Regions from separate parts of the Mus musculus genome. Here region 1 is linked to region 2. Evidence: chromatin loops called from intact Hi-C (ENCODE). Cell type or tissue: heart. All regions are shown on one strand. Each heading gives the region's core, and the rest is flanking DNA. Links, peaks and the distances in the headings are about the cores only.

Region 1 (8,343 bases), core at 288-8,287, 72 kb before region 2:
TCGACACACTTCCTCTTGTGGAGATGAAGTATATAACAATAGTCTAAATAATTTGTTAAAATTAGGATTATGTCTTAACTCCTGGGGGTGGGTTTCACACTATGTCCCAGGCTGCCCTGGTACTTGACTCTATAGGCCAGGCTAAATTTAAGCTGTGGCCTGTTTCAGCCTTCTGAATGCTGGCATTATAGGCATGAACAAGCATGCCTAACTTTCAAATTCTGCTTTTACTTTTTCTAGTATTTTACAGCTATTCATTGCCTCGAGAACTGGATATAGCTTAACAAGGCCAGGACCATATTCTTGCCTTGGTGGGAACACGATATTCTCATCTCCTTTTTTACAGGGTGTCATGGTGGGTATGGGACAGAAGGACTCCTATGTAGGTGATGAAGCCCAGAGCAAGCGAGGTATCCTGACTCTGAAGTACCCCATTGAACATGGCATTATCACCAACTGGGATGACATGGAGAAGATCTGGCACCATACATTCTACAATGAGCTCCGTGTGGCCCCAGAGGAACACCCAACCCTGCTCACTGAAGCCCCGCTGAACCCCAAGGCCAACCGTGAGAAGATGACCCAGATCATGTTTGAGACCTTCAATGTGCCTGCCATGTATGTCGCCATCCAGGCAGTGCTGTCTCTGTATGCTTCTGGAAGAACCACAGGTGTGTTTGGGCTAGGGGACGGTCACTGATTACGTATATTCTCAACTCACTGACTTTGCTGTGAACCCGAATCCTCACCTGACACAGGGAAGGTCCCCTCCCTGACTCTCTCTAGCAAGGTATCTATGCTGGGAGAAAAGGGTAGCAATAATTCCCTGAGGCTAATTTCAGGAACATTTACTGTAAGAGATCCAATAACCCGTTGAGTTAGCTCTTCTCCTTATTTAAGATATGTGATATGCTGTGTTCACAGCCCCTGGGTAGACATATTCAAGGACACACATTCTCCTGCAGAGTCTGAATTAAAACAGAGAGACACATCTTAAGTTGGATTGGCCCCAAGAAAAACACTCATGGATGCTTATATAACATGCTAATAGCTGATAGGAGACATAGCCATTTGAAAATGTCCCCAGGAAGATTTCCTACCACGATACTTAGTAAGAAAAACTGTACTGCCTTCAGAGTTAGTATCCATCCATTCTGGTCATTTTTATTCTTTGCATTGAGGGATTTGATTGTTTCCCATACCTAGGCAGAAGCCGGTTTCTCTATGGCTGAAGCAGTGGTTCGAAGTGCTTCACCCTCTTATCTATTTTTTTTTTCTAACAGGCATTGTTCTGGATTCTGGCGATGGTGTAACTCATAATGTTCCCATCTATGAGGGTTATGCCTTACCCCATGCCATCATGCGCCTGGATCTAGCTGGTCGGGACCTCACTGACTACCTCATGAAGATCCTCACTGAGCGCGGGTACTCCTTTGTCACCACTGGTAAGTGTGTGTGTGTGTGTGTGTGTGTGTGTGTGTGTGTGTGTTATCTGACACAGCATATGCCTGTTGCTTTTGCTTCATTGGTAGATAGACCTACTTCCCCATATTTGATCCTTTCTTCAGAGCTTGACTATGAAGCCCTCTGTCTCTGCAGCTGAACGTGAAATTGTCCGTGACATAAAAGAAAAACTGTGTTACGTCGCCCTGGATTTTGAGAACGAGATGGCCACAGCTGCATCTTCCTCCTCTCTGGAGAAGAGCTATGAACTTCCTGACGGCCAGGTCATCACCATTGGCAACGAGCGCTTCCGCTGTCCAGAGACTCTCTTCCAGCCCTCTTTCATTGGTAAGGGATGGCTTTTGGTGCTGAGCCTCAGCTTCTCTAGAAATTCTGCAATCACCCAGAGTAATACCCATTTCACTTAGAAGCATGGCAGGGGTCTCGAGTCAGCATCTGCCATCTTACTCAGCTCAGTCTCACCTCCTGATACCTCAGTAAGGAGAAAGACCAAGGCGCTCTAGTGAAAAATGAGGCTGTTACACCGAGTTTACCTCACAGTAGAGGATGAGACTGAGCAGTTAGTGAATAGAGCATGCCTGATTACTGAAGAGAGCCAATTTATTCTAATAAGTTCCATTATTGATAGACTAGACTTAAGTCAGTTACCATTCAATGCAACCACAACTCTGTTCATTTTGGTAACTGAACGCTTGATGTCACCAAATAGCTTTCCTACAGATGAAGCTGGAATCTGATTTTAGTCCATAAATGAAAAGTATGAGCCAGGTGTGTTAGCTCACACCTGCAATCCCAGTACTCAGAAACTGAGGCAGGAGTATTAACTTGAGTTCAACTTTTGCTTGGGCTACAGAGTGAGATTCATCTCAAAACAAAACAAAGTAGGCTAATTTTCATTTAAACATGTGTCATTCTTTTTGTGATATATCTCCATATTCCTGATGGCTGCAACAAATGTTCATTGCAAACAGGCACTGAACACAGTTGTCTATGTCTTGGCAGTCCGTACTGGATCATCTATTAGTACATTGTAGAGACTCATGCCCCACCTGTTCCTAGCAGTGTGTTGTAGGGGAAGCATATGTTTTAGATTTGAATGTTGGCAGCTCACCAACCCAGAGGAATTCCATTTTCCCCCCTCCATCCTAGCCTGAATGTGCTGCAAATACTTTAAAAAGAACTTTTTCCTAGGTATGGAATCTGCTGGCATTCATGAAACTACTTACAACAGCATCATGAAGTGTGACATCGATATCCGCAAAGACCTGTATGCCAACAATGTCCTATCTGGAGGCACCACCATGTACCCTGGTATTGCCGATCGTATGCAAAAGGAAATCACTGCACTGGCTCCCAGCACCATGAAGATCAAGGTCAGGAACACTTGGAAGGGGGAGGCAAAGGCAGAACTTGGTACCCTAAAGCAAGCTTCCTTCCCAGCCTCCTTCTCCTGCATCTTAGCTTCCTATCCTCTAGACTTTTTCTACTTAGTGTTAGCACTATTCCTCATTTCTTTCTAGCACTCTCCACAGATACGGAACTTTAGGACTGCTTCTAAATAGTGAATAAAAGCAAATATCTGAAACACGGTGTGTGTGTGGGGGGGGGGGGAAGCAATAACTAAACCTATCTACACATTTAAAAGGTCCCCAGCGTTTGAACTATCCTTCATGAATATTATTCTTTAGTACAAATAAGCAGAGAAATGATGAAATACAGGAAGGATTGCAAAGCCTGATTGGCTACATTGCTTATTGTATAGCATCTCCTACGTTGTCTACTATCGGTTAATCTGTGATGGTTTTTCTGTGAATATTCCAAGCCTGTTGCCCACTTCATTGTTGGGGACTTCAGAACACACTGATGGTTTTGTTTTCTCTCTGCAGATTATTGCTCCCCCTGAGCGTAAATACTCTGTCTGGATTGGGGGCTCCATCCTGGCCTCTCTGTCCACCTTCCAGCAAATGTGGATCAGCAAGCAAGAGTATGATGAGGCAGGCCCATCCATTGTCCACCGCAAGTGCTTCTGAGATGTCTCTCTCTTAGCCTACCTTATATTCAGGATGACCGTATTGTGCTTCTTGGAATCCTCTGAGCCCCCTCCCCATCTCTCATCAGTCATTGTACAGTTTGTTTACACAAGTGCAGTTTGTTTGTGCTTCAAATATTTATTGCTTTATAAATAAACCAGACCAGGACTTGCAACCTACAAAAGCCTGTGTTCTTTCTTGTGTGAGTGGGCCTGGGATGGAGAAGGTGTTCACTCTGATACTCCGAGCATTACAATATTAGTGCAACACAAAGTTTACCCAATGAATTCATGTGGTGTTGAATTGAGCTAGGAGTTACAGAGGTACATCTTTTGGGATGGAGTTATGAATATTTTTGAATCTTATAAGCAAAGATTAGTTCTGTGGTTTAGTTGTTAGGTTTAGTTCTGTATAAGTAAGGAATGAAGATAGAAAACACAATTATCTACAACCAGTTGCCATGTTTGGTACTAAAGTTGCTTTAGCACATATCACATATTTTATAACTTTATAGAAAATACACATGATGGTAATAAGAGGGTCAAGGCTATTAAATGAGCTTATCTCTGTGTTTTCATTGTATTCCCAGTTGTCTGTTTTTTTTTTCACTTATTTTATTTTATTTTATCTTATCTTATTTTATGTGTATGAGTGTTTTGCCTGTATGTATATCTGTACATCATGTGCATGCCTGGAGCCTACAGTAAGAAGAGGGTATACGATCTGCTAGAACTGGATGGTTTTGAGCCACCATATAGGTGCTAGGAATCAAACCAGGTTCATCTATAGGGATATTAAGGATATTAGCCACTGAGACAGCTCTCCAGCCTGTAGTGTGACTCGAAGCCAATGAAAGCAATGAGAAGGTTGACTTGCCAGGTGTTGACTTGTCATACCGCATATATACTGGTAACCATCAGTTTTTTTTTTTAAACAAAACAAAACAAAAAACATTATATGGCTCATGAATTCACTATGACCAAAATTGAATTCCAAATCAAATGTAAAATTAATACAAGGTGTTTGCGATGGTTATTGCCTGTGTTGTATCACATGACTTCACTGCAACACTGGTTTTGAGTACATGCGTGTATTTCACATGCAGCATTATGTCACACCATGGGACAGCAACAAACCCTGCCTGGAACAGCTCAGATTCAAGGCTCCTGTGTTCTCTGCATGTAGTGTACAAAGTTCCCTGTTCATTTTCAAACGCAATTTAGTATTTTTTTTTTTACTGTTTTCAGCATGTGAGTATCAAGTTAGTACATTGTTAGTCAGTATTATGTTAGAATTTTGACTTTTAAAGTTGTTGCCTGAGCTGCTGATTTCAGTTATATTATTAAAAGGTATTAAAGGAAGAATATTTGGCCTGAGACTAGAACAGGATTTACAGAAATTTCCAAAATGGCCCTCACTGTACTTCTGCCATTTTGAACTATTTATTTATGAAAAGTGGAAGTGTCAGAACTAGTGATTACAAAAATCAAAACATAGATCAATTTGGGAAAATATTAAAGATAATCTGTGTCCTACAATATCAAATGCTCAGCCATGATTTAATTCTTCATGTATTAAGTCCAACTACCTCATTAGTATGCAAACTTACTTTCACCTTTTAAAACTGGTAAATTTAGATGCATGCCAAAGAACTATGTGAAAATAAATTCCTTGATGATTTATCTCTATGATTTTTGTTTCTACTTTACAAAGCTATATGCCTAGGATCAAAAACCCTTTTCCAGCTGAAAGGGGATCATAAGTAGAAGTTCTAAGGCTTTTCCTGGACAGATTTAGGAACACTGAGCATGAGTATGTTCAAAATAGAGCTGTAAAAGGTGTGAGGACCCAGGTTCAATCCCCAGCACTGACATGGCAGCTCACAGCTGTATATAACTCCAGGTCCAGGGGATCTGGCACCTTCACACATGCATGCAGACAATACAGCGAGGTACATAAAATCAAAATAAATGTATCTTTTTAAAAGGAAGAATTATAATTAGGTAGGATAATCAAGGAGGAAGTCCCAGCAGGAGGGAGTGTGGAGGAAGCTGAAGGACCAGACAGAAAGCAGCCAGGCAGGAGTTGGAGAATTTTAGGAAATCTAATTGGGAAAAGGAGGTTTCAACCTGATTGCACAATCTTGAAATTTCTTCATTTTCAAATTGTCTTGTGCATGAACTGTTGAATCTTGCAGAGTGTTTGATGGGCTTAATTAAATTTCATCTATCGAGAGAATCAAGATGGAGAAATTAAGCACCTGGTACAGTACCACACAGCTTGTCTGTGGAATACTTAAGACAGAATTCAGATGTTCTGACCAATAATGCAACAGGGCTTCCTTCTCAAAGCATATTTTCTAACTTTAGGCATAGTTTATCAAGGGTATCCCCATTCTATCATTCTCTGCCCTTCTGGAAGTCGGGTTCAAAATCGGGAGCACTTCAGGCTCATCAGACATCTTTAGTAAGCTGCCGCTGTCCTGACCATTCCAGGTCACCACTGTGTCTTTATGGCCATCAATTTAAGTGTCTCTTGATCCTTCACTCTGGGCCAGGTTCAGTAGAAGGGTCAAGAAAGGAAAGTTGAACCAAATCATGTTTTCTTTGCTTAGGGAACTCAGGGTTCTATATTTAGAATAAGCCAAGAAGAAGGTCTTGTTTGAAATAATGAGTAAACAGTAATCGGATTCAGTGGCCTTTTCTTTAGAAAAGGTATAAGCGTTGTTTTAGATCTTTTTCCCTTGGCAGTATCTTGTACCCTAAATGGGTTGTTTTGAAAGCTGGATCTCACAAGAAGACACATTTGGGCAATGCATATGGAGTACAATGCAGATACTCTCCGGGTCTTTTTCATCTCTCAGGTCAGGTGCATACATATTATAAATTTCATATCTAGATATTGTATTACTAGTTTAAGGTCTCATAGTTCACTTGGATTTAATTTCTTGGTATTTCTGTTTATGAGTGGATGTAAGATGTATATCATTTCTATTTAGAAGTAGAAGCTTTGAGAATTATTGTCTGACCTTTGTATCCAAAGCAGTAAACACACAGATTTACACTACAGTCTGGTTTTCTTATTAATACTTGAAAATTGGATGTAAGATACTAGGACAGATGAATCTTTCAAAAACTGTGCTAAAGAAAGGTACTAATTACGTTTTACAAAAGCCACCTTCGTGTGGGTAAAATGACTGATATGTTTACAGTAACATTTCATTAAAATGCTAAGTACAAAACTTTGTATTATTTATATTTTTCTTATATTATAATGAAAAGAAACATTGCTAATATTTTTCTTGTCTCCAAATACTATTTTTTAGTTTTGTGTGTGAGAAATGGATATTACTGTAGATGTGTTTATAAATATTCAAGAGAGCAGAATTAGAGAAAAGAGAAATTACTAAAGAAAGTATGTAGAGCCCTGAGGCTGATTTACTGTTTTAGGGCCTAAGTCAATGTTTCTGGGACTTTTGATCATTTATTCATTCCTTTTTTTTTTTTTTTTTCTTTCTTACATGAGGCATGTTCCCTAGGTAGTCCAGGTTCCACTTGACATTGACTCTCCTGCTTAGCTCTTTGAGTTCTGGTGTGAACCACTATACCTGACATTCTCTTTCCTTTCCCCATGGATTCTGAACCCACATTCTTACAGTGAATGTGTGACTGTATTTGAGAGAAGTCTGCTATGGAGGTAACTAAGCATAAGCATGGTTGTAAGGTTAGGATTCTCACTGTGCTGTACTGGTGTCCTCTTTAAAAGAGGAACAGACAGCAGGAGCTAGCACACAGAAGGAACACACAGTAGGCAGGCATGTTCAGGACAATGAGCACCTCTAGAGAGAGGTCTATGCTCACCTCTTGATTTTGGCCTTCCAGCCCCTGGAACTGTGGAAAGTATTTTTGTTGAAACCACTCAGCCAGTGATGTTTGGATGGAGTACTTTTGGTAGACTAATAGAAGCTCTCCCCATATTTGGGGCATGGCAAATTAAGATTCTTCTACAAACTCACCAGCCATGGGAATAACAAAATAAAAACTCCTTTTGAAGGCAAAAACAGCAAAAGTTTTAGGGAGGTCTCTGAGTCTGGCAAGGCTTGGGGACTAAGTCATATGATGAGGCAGGGACCAGTATTCCCATGAGACTGATGGAAACTGATACCCAAAGAGGCATTGGCTTTGACTTAGGGCACACTGTTCATTAGTACTGAGACTGTACACAACCCTGTCTGCAGCCTAGTGGATCTCTTACCAACAAAGGCAGATGGATACCAGAAGACAAGCTCTCACCATGAGCTCATTCCATCAATGAGGAGTTTCTGGGTTACAGTGTAAGTATACACTCAAATACTTTGAAGAAAAGAAAAAAAGATTCTGTTTTTTTTTGTTTATGTTTTTGTTTTATTTTTTAAAAAAGGTATAAACCAGGAAAAATACTCAGCTGCTTGCTCTTATCAACATACACTCACTGAATATCTTCTACAACGTTCTAGAGACAAAACAGAGATGGCTACTGCATTTGTTTGACTTAGCGTCCAATGGTATGGTGTGTCTGTGTGTGTGTGTGTCTGGATCTGTGTGTCTGTGTGTGTATCTGGATCTGTGCTTGTCTGTGTGTGTATATCTGTGTGTGTGTGTGTCTGGATCTGTGTGTGCCTGTGTGTGTATGATGTGTGTGTGTGTGTGTTTGGGGTGAGTGTATCTTGGGAGAACAGCCCATAGCCAAATAAACAAAACTACAGAGCAATTAGAGAAGAGACAAAGCCCAGTGAGAGGCTCTAGGGCACAGGTGTTGTCTAGGGGGTAAGGTGGGTGAATGCCTCTTCAGGAAGACCAGAAGAATGGGA
Region 2 (8,343 bases), core at 269-8,268:
TGTGATGGGGTTTGTCTAAGTTCCCAATTAGCCAGAGAGATGAGAGATGAATCACTGTGTAGAAAGAGCTGTACCCTTTATGCCACCTTGGGAAGGCACATTCTGCTGAGTAGGCTCAAATATAGCAGATGACAAGTCGATTTCTTGTCAGCCAGAGGCTCCCTTTTGAAGATTCCCCACGGGGTGGCTGTAGGGACAAGGGCAGGCAAGCATGCAAGAGCTTAGCATGTGACCTTGATCTGAGTGACTGTGACTTTAACTCCTTTGGATAGGATTAGATGTAATGCTGCCTTCACAGGGGTCCTGTATCCATTCAGATTCTCAAGATTATCTTTATGATCATGCATATTATATGTGACACACACACACACACAAACACACACACAAACACACACACACTCACACCCCTTACCCAGCTCCTGGACTCCACTCACAAAGCCAGGCCTGGGTTCATAGGGACGTGCTCCACAGGAGGATGGACAGATGTAGAAGTAGCAAGCTATTGCTTTCAGCAATGGGGCAGAGGTACACAATTATGAACACTTTGCAGGCAAATAGAAATCCCAAGCAAAAGGTGCTTTTTTTTTTAAACAGTTTATTTTTTTATCAGATATTTTCTTCATTTACATTTCAAATGCTATCCCTAAAGCCCCCTTTACCCTCTCCCCGCCCTGCTCCCCAACCCACCCACTCCTGCTTCCTGGCCCTGGCATTTCACTGTATTGGGGCATATAATCTTTGCAAGACCAAGGGTCTCTCCTCCCATTGATGGCCGACTAAGCCATCCTGTGCTACATATGCAGCTAGTGTCAGGAGCTCAGGGGGTCCTGGTTAGTTCATATTGCTGTTCCTCCTTTAGAGTTGCAGACCCCTTTAGCTCCTTGGGTACTTTCTCTAGCTCGCAAAAGGTGCTTTTAATAGAGGTGCTAGAGAGTAAAAATAACAGGAGAATCGAGCTCAATGTCCAGAGGATGGAGAAGCATTTATTCCTACCCAACCTTGGTATCGGTGATCTTATACAAGTTATCTAACCTCACCAGTTCTCCATTTCTCCAAGAAACTCAGGAATGATCACAACTAGTCACTCAACTACACAAAGTAGAATCGGGTGAAGGAAAGAGAGAGGGAGACCATGAATAAAATTATTTGTCTATGTGCAAAGTGCACAGAGCTACAGACCACAATAAAGCCTTCCAGTCACATTTGGCTATGCATGTTGAAACTCCCTGTCTCTATCCTTTAGACTGAGTGCGGTCAGTAGCTCAAGCTGGGACCACCTTGCCTGGGACACTGGAAACCACAGAGACAGTGCTTATACAGCGAGAAACAGCACAGCAGAATAGAAAGCAACGCCCTAGTCCCAGCTCATCGGGCTAGTACTTACTTTTGACAGGATGAGTCCCCGGTCGTCAATCATGGGCCTGCACCTGTGCCTCGGGCCTCTTGTTCTGTTCAAACTGCTTAGAGACATCTCTCTTCTCAGAATCCCACAGCTATCATCTCCACATGAAAATTAACACTCCATCACTTTATTGATTCACATTCAGTTAAGGAATAAACATGTTGCAATTTGGAGTTGAAGTTATTTGCTTATTCTTTTCTTACCTCGGGCAAGATTGAGGACTTCTCCTGAGCCCACTGGCAAACTGCAAACCAGGTTTCATCCATCCCTCCTCTTACTGACTGACATATGGGGGTGGGGGGGATAAAGGACATGTTGATGTAAAAATCTCACCTGTTTCCAATAGCTGATTGGTGTTTACAGTGAGAGCCAGCCAGCATGTTCCATCCCCAGCAGAGACTACCAATGCTAGAACCTGTTCTCCAAAACTTTAACTTCTAGATGTTTTTTTTTAAAAGAAATGGATTAATTTCTCTTTAGCCACTGCAGTAAATTTCACTGAGTTCAGCATTCTGCGTTTGCGTGAGTGTGTGTGTGTGTTATTTTTTGAAGCATTTCAATCTCACTGTCTAACAAGATGACCAGAAATAATAAGCGCTTGACATTTCCCTCCTCCTCGGCAGCAGAATCTAATTATCTCCTGAACTGACTCTGCTCATCAGGAGGGTTCCATAGAATCTAGAAGCAGGGGCATTTTAGCCTTTACTGAGTAGCAGAGCTGAGGAATTTAGATGTATGACATTCAAAGAGCAGAGGTGTCAAACATGGGTCAATTTTCACACAGGGCATTTCTATTGGTGAAAAGTCTAGCAAGTTACTAATTACTTAGCATATTTATTTATAGGAAGTTAACTCTTTCAAAGCTTCATAGAATGTCTTTTCAGAAGCTGTGCGAGATGCAAACTTGTTGCGGAAGGAACGGCTGCTCAAAGCTGGAAGTGTTTATGCACATTTGTGGACACCTCTCCTTGCCAGTCCCCCAAATGGAGATCATCAAAACATGCTCTTCATGTGTCTGCCTTCTACTAAGGAGCTGTTTAAAGAAATTGTTGGAATCAAGCAACCAAGCACTTGACTTGCTAGCAGGTCTTTGTGTGTACAGGTGGGATGGTGATCTTTAGCCATCTCTCTACCAATTGCCTTTTGGGGATGCTTTATCTCTCTCAATCCATCTTTCTTCCTAGATCCCTCCATCTATGGTCCTCTCCAAATACTCACAGTCCCCTTGGGGAACTAAGGCTAAAGGCTTTCTGAGATGAGAGTGACTAGTAGGGTATTGCTGTTTAATAGAAAACCCTTTCCTGTAGCTTACTCATTAAAAGATAAATATTAAAAAGGCAAAAACTTAAAGAAACTCTGACTACAAGATAGGATTTGATGAGGACTTGGCAGGAAGGCTTGGTAAGGGAAGGTGGATATAATTGCCTTGGAAGGAGGGCATCTTCCAGCGCTCATTGTGGTCATCTCAATGAAAGGGGATTTGTTGGGTCTTGTTTTTAAATGGATTTATTTGTATGTGTATATGTGTGCAGGTATTTAGAGGTCATAGGATGACTTTTGAGATTCACTGTTTCTACCATGTGAATCCCAGGGAAGGAACTCAGGTTATCATCCTAGGCAAGCAAGTACCCACTGGGTCACTTTGCCAACCCTAATCTCAATCCGTTTTTGCTGTTGCTGTTGCTGTTGGTGGTGGTGGTGGTGGTTTTAGACATGATCTTCCTCTGTAACTCCACATGACCTGTAGTTTATGATATAGCACAGGCTAGTCTTGAATTCATGATGACCCTGCTTCAGCCTCTGGGGAACAATGCTAGAATGACAGGTGTGAAGCTTCATGCCCGGTCCATTTTAGTGTTCCTAAAAACGAGTTTGGGCCAGAGATACCATTTGGTAGAGAAAGTGCTTGCTGTGCAAACAAGAGGCCATGAGTTCATATTGAGAGCACCCACATAAAAACTGAATGGCAGTGTGTGACTGTCACTGCAGTGTTGGGAAACAGAAACAGACATATGCCAGGCGCTTCCTGGCCAGTCAGTCTAGTTGAAATGGACAGATTCAGATTAAACAAGAGCCATGTCTCAAAAAAAAAAAAAAAAAAAAAAAGGTGGGTAGTAATAGAAGAAGACACCCAATATCAACCTTTGGCCCTCACATGTACATACATGGGCACACATCTGGATACCTACATAGCCATAAATGAACGTACACACACACCTACATGCGCACACACCTACATGCACAGCTAGATTAATTTAGTTCTTTCCAAAAATTGTTCTTTTTTTATGTTTTAAAGATTTTATGCTTTTTTATTAGATATTTTTAAATTTACATTTCAAATGTTATCCCCATTCCTAGTTTCCCCTCCAAAAATCCCCTATCCTCTCCCTCTCCCTCTCCCTGCTCCTCAACCCACCCACTCCTGCTTTCTGGCCCAGGCATTCCCCTATACTGTGAAGGCATAGAACCTTCATAGGATCAAGGGCCTCTCCTCCCATTGATGACCGCCATAAACTGTTCTTACACTTAAAAATGTTTTAAAAAACATATTTGTTGATAAATATTGTTCATACCCTTTACATACTCTTAGAAACTTGCTAAAAAAAAAAAGAAAAAGTTGTCCAAAATTGACAGATCTGCTCTCTCCATCCATTTTGCTATATTTTCAACTCTTTCCTGCCCTGTTCTTCAGAAAACCCATCTAGTCCCAGTTACCACAATGCTTTCTCTCCAGAACCACCATCAGTGGGTAGACACCACCATTACATGGGAGATAAGTTTGAGTCCATTTCCACATTGTTCTACACGTGAAATCTGTCCATGTACTCTGGACTACAGATTCTGCCTGGAAAGTAGATGGCTTTTTGTTCTGAAAGATGAGGGACAGCACGGTAACCAGGCAGGGCTAACGGGCAGGAAACACCATGTTCTTTCCAGTCTCTGAGCGCTCCTGGCAGCTGGACAGGGGCAGAGATGGCTGGAGGCAGAGAGGTCACGTCTGAGTCCCAGCTCTGAGCTCTTGAACCATAGCAACAGTTCAGTTGTGAGGAAACACTGTCAGTTCACACGAATGTCCTCCATCACCCAGTTACAAAGAACACAGTCTTCAGAAATGACCTAACTTCATACATTCAGTCGAAGCAGGGGTCAGGGCAGATACTGAGCAGCCAGGCTTAAGCTGCAAATTAACACATGCTGCAGATGCGTTTGTTGCATTGTTACTCTTCAGAGTAACAATCCAATCCTCAAGCTCTCACTTGAAACACTTGCCACCTTCCCTGTTGTCTATCTGTTGTTTAGTCTCTTACAGATGTCCTTCCTTAAATGAGTTCAGAAAACTACCATGGGCTATTTGTGCTGCACTGACTCTGACAGTCTAAGCTGTTTGTGTTTCTCTAATATCACTGAAACAGCAGCATGTTACAAACCTTGGTTGTGGCTAGACTCTGTCTTGACTGCAAATCACTTTTATGGAGTCCCATCTAGTAACTGTTCAGGGGATGAGGACTCTGGCTTGGCGTCTCTCTTAGGTGATTTTTAGAAAACCTCCTGACCTTTTCCTGACTTAGTTGCCTTAATTATGAGATGAGGGAGTTACTTATCTCTTCTCTCTAGTAGGGAGAGAAGAAAGTGGGGTGTGCTGAGGACTTTACTTCATTGAGGTCTTCTGAAGGATGACCCAGGTTTCCATGGGAACAATTACTTCCCTATTCTCATTCCTCTGGTCCATGGATATAATCCCATCTATGCAGGCTTTTCTGAGGCGAAAGGGATCAGTCAGCCAGGCATTGGGTATGGCATAAAAGTGCTCTTGTATTATGATGCTAAATAGACTCTTTTCATGCGTTTCTTCATCATAGACCATCCAGTGTCTGGTAGAGAGGACTTGTTCAATAAATGCTGCATGTATGATTGACAGACTAATTAAGCAAAGCATATCTTTTCCTGGATTTAACATCTAGAACCCACTGTACTCTGCTGTACCTGATACGTGTTTGTCTGATCATGTACTGCCACATCCAACCATACTTTATATAGTATTTGGAGTTAGCTGGCTCCTGTGCTGCCATTGTATTGTTCCTAAGGTGTGAGGGTTTTACTTGGGTAGACCCACTGAACATCATACACGAATATCAAAAAGTACTGTGAAAGGCAATGATGCTTTGAGTCATGGATTGGGGAGCACAGGACATCCAGAATGATGCTAGCAGGGCATGACCAATCCTGATGAATAAATGGATCCATTCTTCCAGTTTGAACATGATACACTAAAGTTTGACACAGCCTTTTTCCACCGCAGGGAAACATTCTACAGCCATATTCTTGATTATTTATTCAGGAAACCTAGATCTTCATTTTCATTTGCTTCTAAGTCCCCCAGACTGCACAGTGAAGAAGTGTATCTGATAACCAGCTTCAGGTTTCCATAGCATCTGCAGGGAGCAGAGGCTGCATTTCCAGGGGCCATTCTTAGACTTAACCCGCGTGAACCAGAGCTATGCTAAAGCTCCCATCACTTCTCATACTCATATTGTCATGAGGATGTAACTGGACTGTATTGAAGAAATCCTTCTACATGGAGACCATGGGTTTGTGTGGGAGTTGCTACATAGCCGTGGTTCATCCTGTTTTTGTTTGTAACAAAAAACTTACTTACAGGGAAATTAGTACTAAACAGAGTAATTATCCTGGTTGTTAGCAAATTCCCCAGCCTTGATATCTGTTACTGTGAATAACAACTAACCATGGAAAGGGTGACTGAATGGAACAGAGGACGTTTCAAGTTGAGGGACCTTTATTAAGAAATGAAAAGGAAAAGAAATCTAATCAAAACTAGGACAGAAGGTGATGGGAGATTAGGGCTGGATTTATACTAGTTACCAGAACCTGAACATGATGGTTTCTGAGAAAACTAAGAATTTGAGTTTTAATCACTGGACTATTAGTGCAATGTCAGTTTTTTTCAAAACCTATTTTTAATGATTTTTAACACTTTAACCTCCTTTCTAGCCCACTACCCACCAGAGGTAGTGCGAGAGAAAGGATACGGGGGAAGTAGAACTGTTTAGAAGGTTCTTTAGAGTAACTCCTGTCTGTTTTGTCTAAAATTCAACAATTCAGTTCAGAGGTCAACAATGACAGCTTGACCCATTCACAAACACTTCACAGATACATCAGCAGTCTAGTTTAGTATCGTAGAGTCAGGATAGATAACACAAATCAATAGCAGTGGCACTACCTAGCAGAGAAAGTCAGGCTTCAGTCATGACACGAGTCAATAAGAGGAACCAGGAAGAATGCCAGGAGTCCTCAGCTGTACCTATCTCAGGGAAGCAAAGATTTGAAACCCACAACTGTTACACAGCTAGCTCTATAAGTAAGCTGAGCTCAGCCTCTGTCACTGTGCAACGAATCCTATTTATACCCTCCAAACATCACATGGCCTCCACATGGTCTTGCCTGAGCACAGGTCTTGCCTTAGCACAGGTCTTGCCTCAGCATGTGCTCTGTCTCATCTGACATCACTCTGCCAATCAGCTCGAGTCATGGAAGTGGCAAGAAACTGTAGCTTACTACCAAAGGTTTTTTTTTTTTTTTTTTTGGTATGTTTCTCTCTATAGAATCTCAACAAATGTAGCTCAGCTACACAATGTAAGGCGAACCAATACATGTGTGTTGTTAACAAAAAAAAAAATCCCTCATCACGTGTCTTTTCACGTGCTTCCTTTAGCAGAACATCCTTTCACCTGTGCCCAATGTTAAACGTTCCTTCACATGTTTGTCCCAACAAAACCATCTAACTGACTTTCCAAAGAATCCTCAAGTTTCCACTTTACTAGTGGGGTAGATATTTCATAAGTCTTTTAGTAAGCTACATAAAGTGTCGGCATCTGTCCAGCAAGGTGAGCATAGTTCACCTGCTTCTGAGTTGTGAAGGATATACAGTTGGCAAATACTTCCCAGGAATCATAAAGATCCAATCATTGAAATAATACTGCAGTTTCCAAAGCTCCTCCCATCCTCCACTGTTCCATCTGCCATATGTGCTTGGGGCACTGCATGGCTCAGCGTTCAGAACACTCCAGTCATCTGAGGACAAAGTGACCTTCCCCTAGGATGAAAGCCTTGTACAGTGACCTAATGAGGATATTGCCTTAAGACCTGAGGACCAGGAACCAGTTGTCTACTGAGAGCTGGTGTTTTCATGACATATGTGGACCATTTTGGTTTTTTCTATTCCTATTCATGCCTTTGTATGTAGTGGTCCATCAAGAGTGGAATTAAATAAGTTTTTATGTGTGACCACACAACAAAAAGGTGATTTTGTAGACTGCACCTAAAAGAAAGGGTTTTTTTTTTTTTTGTTTGTTTGTTTGGTTGGTTGGGTTTTTTTTAGAATTGTTAAGCATCATATGCTGAAATTGCATTCTCCCTTTCTTTCCTTTGAGCTTATAAATATGTTCCTGAGGGAGGACCAGTGTCTAACACCCTACCTCCTTTTCTTTCATTCCTTCAAGTACCACTTGCTGGCTATTGTCATCTTAAGTCTAGGTGTTTTGAAGAGCCTCCACATTTACCTCTATGCTTCTAGTCCCCCTTTCCTTCGAGGCTATTCAGCCTGATGCTTCCATTGTCAACCCTGTCCTCATCGCATGCTGGCATTGCATTTAGCACATGTCCCCCACTGAGGACCTGTGGATGATCTTCATCCAGCTCCACTCAAGCCCAGACTCCACAGGTGAATATGTGAAGCTCTTCCCATCAAAGTTCCAACTTCCTTTTCTGGGTTCTTTCTCATGTCTAGCCCATTTATACTGGACACTGTGTAAACCAGAGGTGCAAATTTCCAAATTCAACTTCTGGTCTCCTGTCCGTATTCACCTCACTCCTTTCCTACCTCCATAGTTGAGTTTATGAGTCTCTTTTCTAGAAAGGTCACC

The links. Peaks named below come from ENCODE experiments on the same cell type or tissue, not always from the same donor. Only the 100,000 strongest peaks of a DNase experiment are listed, where the experiment ranks them.
Region 1: a loop joins it to region 2, with 6 times the contacts of the local background. A loop is called at or near these places in 5 of 42 quality-filtered maps.

The regions. Positions count from the first base shown.
Region 1 is chr2:114,042,617-114,050,959 of GRCm38, reverse strand. Actc1 (actin, alpha, cardiac muscle 1) reads left to right here. Exons shown (of 7, transcript NM_009608.4): 3 at 347-671; 4 at 1,284-1,445; 5 at 1,600-1,791; 6 at 2,656-2,837; 7 at 3,351-3,678. The coding sequence ends at 3,494. Among named protein-coding and RNA genes, the nearest start is that of Actc1, 6.1 kb to the left of the region's middle. In heart, for the core only: no CTCF peak of the experiment used is centred there; no DNase peak of the experiment used is centred there; H3K4me3 peaks cover 2,190 bases; H3K27ac peaks cover 1,670 bases.
Region 2 is chr2:113,970,180-113,978,522 of GRCm38, reverse strand. The region is part of intron 3 of Gm39909 (a long non-coding RNA gene); the gene reads right to left. Among named protein-coding and RNA genes, the nearest start is that of Gm39909, 36 kb to the right of the region's middle. In heart, for the core only: no CTCF peak of the experiment used is centred there; a DNase peak (open chromatin) is centred at 4,372; H3K27ac peaks cover 2 bases.